2 separate regions of the Mus musculus genome follow, and region 1 is linked to region 2. Evidence: chromatin loops called from intact Hi-C (ENCODE). Cell type or tissue: gastrocnemius. All regions are shown on one strand. Links, peaks and the distances in the headings refer to the core of each region. The heading gives the core; the rest is flanking DNA.

Region 1 (2,908 bases), core at 107-2,606, 230 kb before region 2:
TGACAGGCCCCCGAAGAGCTCTAATGCCGGCCTTCTTTCTAGTGCTGGGAAACAGCTCTCATCCACGGTCACAGAAGGACCTGGCTGTGCAGGACCTTGCCATCAACCACAAGGCAATCAAGATTAGCTTCAAAACCAACCCGTTTCTGCACTGGACTCAGATAGCAGGCAGGGGGTTGTGATCAGAGCTAAAGCCCTAGGTTTTTACCTGGTCCACGTATTCTTCCCCTGAAACTGGGCTTTCTTTGGTTACAGAAGTTTGCACTGATTTGGGGCACCCATGGCCACCTGCGCTCCAGGAGGGCAAACCACACTTGTCTCCTGTCTTGTTCACAGGCCCAGGGAAAGGAGAAGGTCCAGAATCCAGTGGGACTTCCTTGGCCCAGTCCTTTGCGTTTACCACAATCCATCTAACTGCCCTGTCCCTCTAAGCGGAAGTTCCACAAAGCCTGTTGGCTGCAGAAACGTCTTTGCTGTCAGAGTCTGGGCGTCCAGAGACCACGAATGGCCACGTCTGAAAAAATTGAAATGAGCATCAGTTACGGAGGAGAAACGATCACAAAATGAAACCACTTTCCCAAGGGAATCCCGGCGGTCCCTCGCTTTTATTAGCGTTCTGGAAATGTGTGTGTCTTGTCCTTTGATTAGATTTTTAATCCTACTGGTTACTGATTATTTGAGAGCGACAGCGTACCTTCATGCTTTCCTCATGGGTTGCCCACATGATTTTTCTGTGAAAAGGGCGAGAGTTTAGAATTCTGTGATTTAATGTCCCCCTCCCTCACACACACACACACACACACACACACACACACACACACACACACGCTGCATTCCTTTTTAAATAGGTTTGGATGAGATCTTTCCCAAGCTCATGGAGCTGGCAGGTTAGACAGGGACTTTCCGGACAGTCGCGTCCAGGAAAACTATGTTGCATTAGTGTTTTCTTTTGTTTAAACCACTCAAACGTTTATTTAAAAAAGTTAGGTTCTCCCAATCTCCCCCTTCCCCCTTTAAAGAAAGCAGCACTGGCGATTCAACCCTGCTAGGTTGTTGTCTGGAAAAAGTTGGGCAACTGAGTTTTTGTTTGTTTGGTTGGTTGGTTTGTTTTGTTTTTCCAACTTGGCCTAAAAACTTAGAAATACTCCCAAGTGGGAAGCCACACTTTATCCCAGAAGTAGGGTGTTAACAGATAGCAGTCGCCAGGCAAAGGACCAGGACATTTTCAGATGGCTGGATGATTTTCTCCCAGCAAATGGCTGGCTCCTCTTGCCTTGATTCGGAGGTCACTGAACCAGATTCCTTACCACTGGTTCCAGAAACCTCCCCTCTTGGCTCTTCGTCTGGGGCCGAGCCAGCCCTGGGCCCGGGTAGCGCTCTGGGCTGCTGTCCCCCGGCCTCGAGCGCAGCATCCCTACCAGGTTCACAGGGTGCACATAGCTGTCCTCGTAGCGGTCCTCCTGCAGCAGCTGGCGCAGGTGCGCGATGTAGCTGGAAGCCAGGCGCAGCGTGTCCAGTTTGGAAAGCTTGGTGTCGGGCGGCACCCAGGGCAGGCTGGTCTTCAGTCTGGAGAAGGCTTTGCTCAGCACGCGCATCCGGGCGCGTTCGCGGGCGTTGGCCGCATTCCGCTGCGACTGCTTGCACTCTGCGGCCGAGCCCTTAGGCGGGAGCGGCTTCTTCCCCGCACCGCCTGCGCGGCCACCTGCGCCGCCAGCGTCAGCCCCACGGAGCCGCTTCCTCTTGCATCCTCCCGCGGCTCCCAGGGAGCCGGGCTCCTCTTCACCGTCCTCCTCTTCCGCAGAAGAAATGTCGCTGGGCGAGCCGTAACCGCGCTCCATGCGGAGCAGGGGCGGCCTCTTGGAGGCCGGGGCCGGGTAGACCCTCTGCAGCCCCCTCATCTCCGAGTCTTCGGGGTCACTCACCGAGCCGGTGGACATCGCCTATTCCCCGGCGCCCACGCGCGCGCGCCTTTCTCCTCCCCGGCCAGTCTCGCTTTCTCTGGCTTCTTCTCTCTGACAGAGGATGGGGTGTGGGAGAGCCCAGGGGAGGACCAGAGACCAGGGCTTGCCTCCGCACTGAGGCTCCCCTGTGAGCTGGGCGCCTGGAGTGGGCGCGATCTGCTGCTGACCCTGTAGCCCAGGGCTCTGCTGAACTTGACTCCGGATCCAAAAGTACAGCCGCGAGCTGAGCCTTTTGACAGGACTATTTATCTGTACTCTTAGGGAAAAGCCACCCCCCTCCCCCTCGGCAAAGTAGAGGGGGCTTGAAAGGGGGACAAGAGGTGGGGCAGGGGCGTGGAAGGGGTGGGGATCGTTTTTTCCCCCCTGAACCCTGCGGTTAGCGGGGCGGGGGCAAGGAATGTTTGCGCGCAAAGCAAAGACTTAGGCCTCTACGCCCACGACTGACCCTCAGAGTATCTGTGCGAGGTAAGTGAGATTTGGGAACAAAAAGAAAAGACCTTGTTCCTACTCATTCCATTTTCACCTGCAGCTGGTCTTAGTGGGAACTGAAGAATCTGAGCATGCCCAGTGCGGCTTGTCTCCCAGTGTGTTCCTGGGGACCTGTCATTCAAGTTCATTACTCAAGATGTGTGTTTGCTTATCCAAGGCTTCATAGAACGAGTACAGAGAAAGAGCAAAAACTAAGGAGCAGCTCCAATGACCCATCTCTTGACCCCCATCCCCCCTCCGCCCCCGCTTTTATAGTTCACATGGCAGCGCTTTTTTTCTACTTTGTCTTGTTTCATCTTCAAGCAATTTCTGAAACTTACATGTTATGATGTCCATCTTGCAAAATCACTGGGAGAGCAAATAAGTGGGATCAGGAATCTGTGTGTTTGTAGCATTTCAGTAGCCACAAGCCTCCTAACCTACACATCAAGAGATGTTATTTTCCACTGTTGTAAGAT
Region 2 (2,908 bases), core at 103-2,602:
TAGCCATACAATACAGGATTCCATTGTTACAATCTGCAGACCCAAAGAAGCTAAATAACAAGGAGAGCTCAAGGAACCATGCTTGAATTTCACTCAGAAAGAGAAACAAAATAGTTGTTGGAAGTGGATGGATGGAGGGAACTGGGTGGGAAAGGGGATGGGGAGGGAAAGAGGGGAAGGGGTATATCAGGTGTAGGGAGAGGTGGGGAGAGAAGAACAGGCCAGAAGGGTGAACAGAAATCAGCGGTGGGTGGGGTTATGGAGGTTGGGGGTAAGAGCAAGGATGTCTACGACTTGCCAGAGACTGGGGTAGGGGAGGCTCCAGGGAGTCTTTAGCTGAGACTCATAACAATGAGGAATATGGAGCCTGAAGTGGGCCACCTCCTATAGCCAGACAGGACTCCTAGTAGAGGGATAAGGACAGCAACCTACCCGCAAAACCTTTGATTCAAAATTTGTCCTGCCTACAAGAAGGTGAGGGACAAAGATGGAGCAGACTGAGAGAATGGCCAACCAATGACTGGCCCAACTTAAGACCCATCCCATGGGCAAGCACCAATCCCTGATACTATTAACAATACTCTGCTATGCTTGCAGAAAGGAGCCTAGCATAACTGTCCTCTGAAAGGTTCCACTCAGCAGCAGATGGAAACAGATACAGAGGCTAACACCCAAACATTGGATAGTGCTGAGCAAGTCTTGTGGAATAGTTGGGGAAAGGCTGAAGGACCTGAAGAGGATAGGAACTCCACAAGAACACCAACAGAGACAACCAAGTTTGGGGGTTCCCAGAGACTGAACCACCAACCAAAGAGCTAGCATGGGCTGGACCTAGTGCCCCCCCAACTACTGACCCCTGTGTGCACATATGCAGCATATGTGCAGCTCAGTCTTCACGTGGGTACCTCACTTCATGTGGTACCCCAACAACTGGAGTGGGGGTTGTACCTGACTCTGTTGCCTGTCTATGAATCCTGTTATTCTTACTGGGACGCCTTGTCTGGGCTCAGTGGAAGAGAATCTTCCTAGTCCTGCTGGGACTTTTTGTGCCAGGATGGATTGGTACAGGGGTGGGGGGCTGGGGTGGCTTCTCAGAGGCGATATGGGGGGAGGGGGAAGAGGAGGTGTTCTTTGAGGGAGTTACTGAGACAATAGGTGGATGATATTGAGATGTAAAGTGAGTAAATAAATTAATGGAAGACAAAAAGAGAAATCTGTTTTCATGCTGCAACCTGACCAGCCTGCTCGGATTAGCTGCCGCACTCCTGTCACCTGCTGGCCTCTTTTAAAATAGCAGCTTTTCAGCACACATTCTTGGTTGGCCTGTTTGCAGTTTTGCATTCTATCCCTCCCTCCCTCCCCCACCCCACCACCACCACCACACACACATCGTACTACCCATGGTCTTTAATAAACCATCTTATAAATCAATGGAAAAATTATAGTATGCATTTCTACCATATGGCTTGTGAAGTAATTAAAATATAAAGTAATCAATTACATTAGCTGTTTGGAAAACACACACACACACACACACACACACACACACCATGGCACCCCTTCAGGAACGTGGGTATCATCCAAGAGAAGATAAAGGCTTGGTGAGGCCACCAGGAATGTTTCTTGGGCATAAAGAGCACAGACTGTGGGTTATATAGACTTGCCACGCAGGTGGGTTCCTCAAACATTGGCAAAGTAAGGGGGCAAATACAGAGAAAGCCTTTCTTGCTCTATTCTCTGTGTTAGGGAAGACCAAGGCTCCCAAGGCTGGACAGTGTTGAAAACACTGATCACTGCTGTCTGTGTGACTGACACCGAGCAGTGAAGCACCAGGTTAGCTACCCCAGTTGTATCCCCAAAGGCGTCAATGGAGAAACTGAGGAAACTGTTGGAATTTAAGAATCATCATCCAGACTCCTGGATTTACAGAGGCTGACTGACTGCTGCATGGCAAAGCCCAGGCAAGTCTGCAGAGAAGAGAAGAGGCGTGAAGAGAGCATTGCTATGCAGGGCTGGTGTGTGAGGGGCAGGTTTCTTGATCATTCTCTAGGGGAATTGTTCTCAACCTTCCTAATGCTGCAACCCTTAAATACAGTTCCTCATTTTGTTGTGACCCCCAACAGTAGAGTGATTTCACGACTACTTTAGAACTGTAATTTTGCTACTGTTATGAAGCGTAATATAAACACCTGATATTGAGCCCACAGAGGGATCGCAACCAACAGTTTGGGAACTGTTGCCCTAGGGAGCCAGTTCTATAGCAGTAGGGTGTGGCAGAATTATTAAGCACAGTCTCCCTGGTCCCATTCCATAGTCCCTAGTTCTTCTTAAAGCTCTGAGAATCAGCACTCTTCAGTAATCTCTGAGCATCACTAGAGCCCTGGCCCGGGAACAGCTCTTGAGGAGCACAGCTCTGTGAGCAGGAAGCAGAGGCATCGCTGCTTTCATTTACTGCGGTGCCGATTTCTCAGCACAAGTAAATCTAAACTTGAAAGGTATTTTCCATCCTGGACAGTGAGCTGATTAGGACCAAGCAATAGTCTCATAAGTCAATTGAAAATAAAAGCAAAATCCTGGACCTCTGAAAGACATCAATGATTTTTTTTTCCTGACTGAGTAGGCTAATTTTCTTTCCATACATTGTGTGTAAGATGAAAAGATGCTTCACATCTCTGTGTTGCTCTGTTTAAGAACAGTTAAGCAATCCTTAGCTACTGACCATTTCATTGACCACAGTTCAGTCTAGAGTATTCTGTATAAGTTACTCAGATGGCCATACATTCATTTTCTCATTGGTAAATAATCCTCATCTTAGCTCCTGCCCCTTTAGGGCAAGCACTACTATAGTGCTTATTGATTTTATAATGGGAAAAAGCATCTGCCTTGGGTGTTAGTTTTCATATAAGAA

What was found. Hi-C counts contacts between places; a loop is a spot of excess contacts. Peaks named below come from ENCODE experiments on the same cell type or tissue, not always from the same donor. Only the 100,000 strongest peaks of a DNase experiment are listed, where the experiment ranks them.
Region 1: a loop joins it to region 2, with 5 times the contacts of the local background. A loop is called at or near these places in 11 of 42 quality-filtered maps.

Annotation. Positions count from the first base shown.
Region 1 is chr1:14,753,812-14,756,719 of GRCm38, forward strand. It overlaps Msc (musculin), which reads right to left and starts at 2,155. Exons shown (of 2, transcript NM_010827.2): 1 at 1,419-2,155; 2 at 1-514. The coding sequence starts at 1,937. The coding sequence ends at 428. Gm9947 (a long non-coding RNA gene) reads left to right here and starts at 2,176. Exons shown (of 4, transcript XR_003947744.1): 1 at 2,176-2,426. In gastrocnemius, for the core only: no CTCF peak of the experiment used is centred there; DNase peaks (open chromatin) are centred at 1,544 and 2,021; H3K4me3 peaks cover 2,500 bases; H3K27ac peaks cover 2,305 bases.
Region 2 is chr1:14,979,240-14,982,147 of GRCm38, forward strand. No RefSeq gene overlaps it. Among named protein-coding and RNA genes, the nearest start is that of Trpa1, 62 kb to the left of the region's middle. In gastrocnemius, for the core only: a CTCF peak has its summit at 1,249 (motif pointing left); a DNase peak (open chromatin) is centred at 1,277.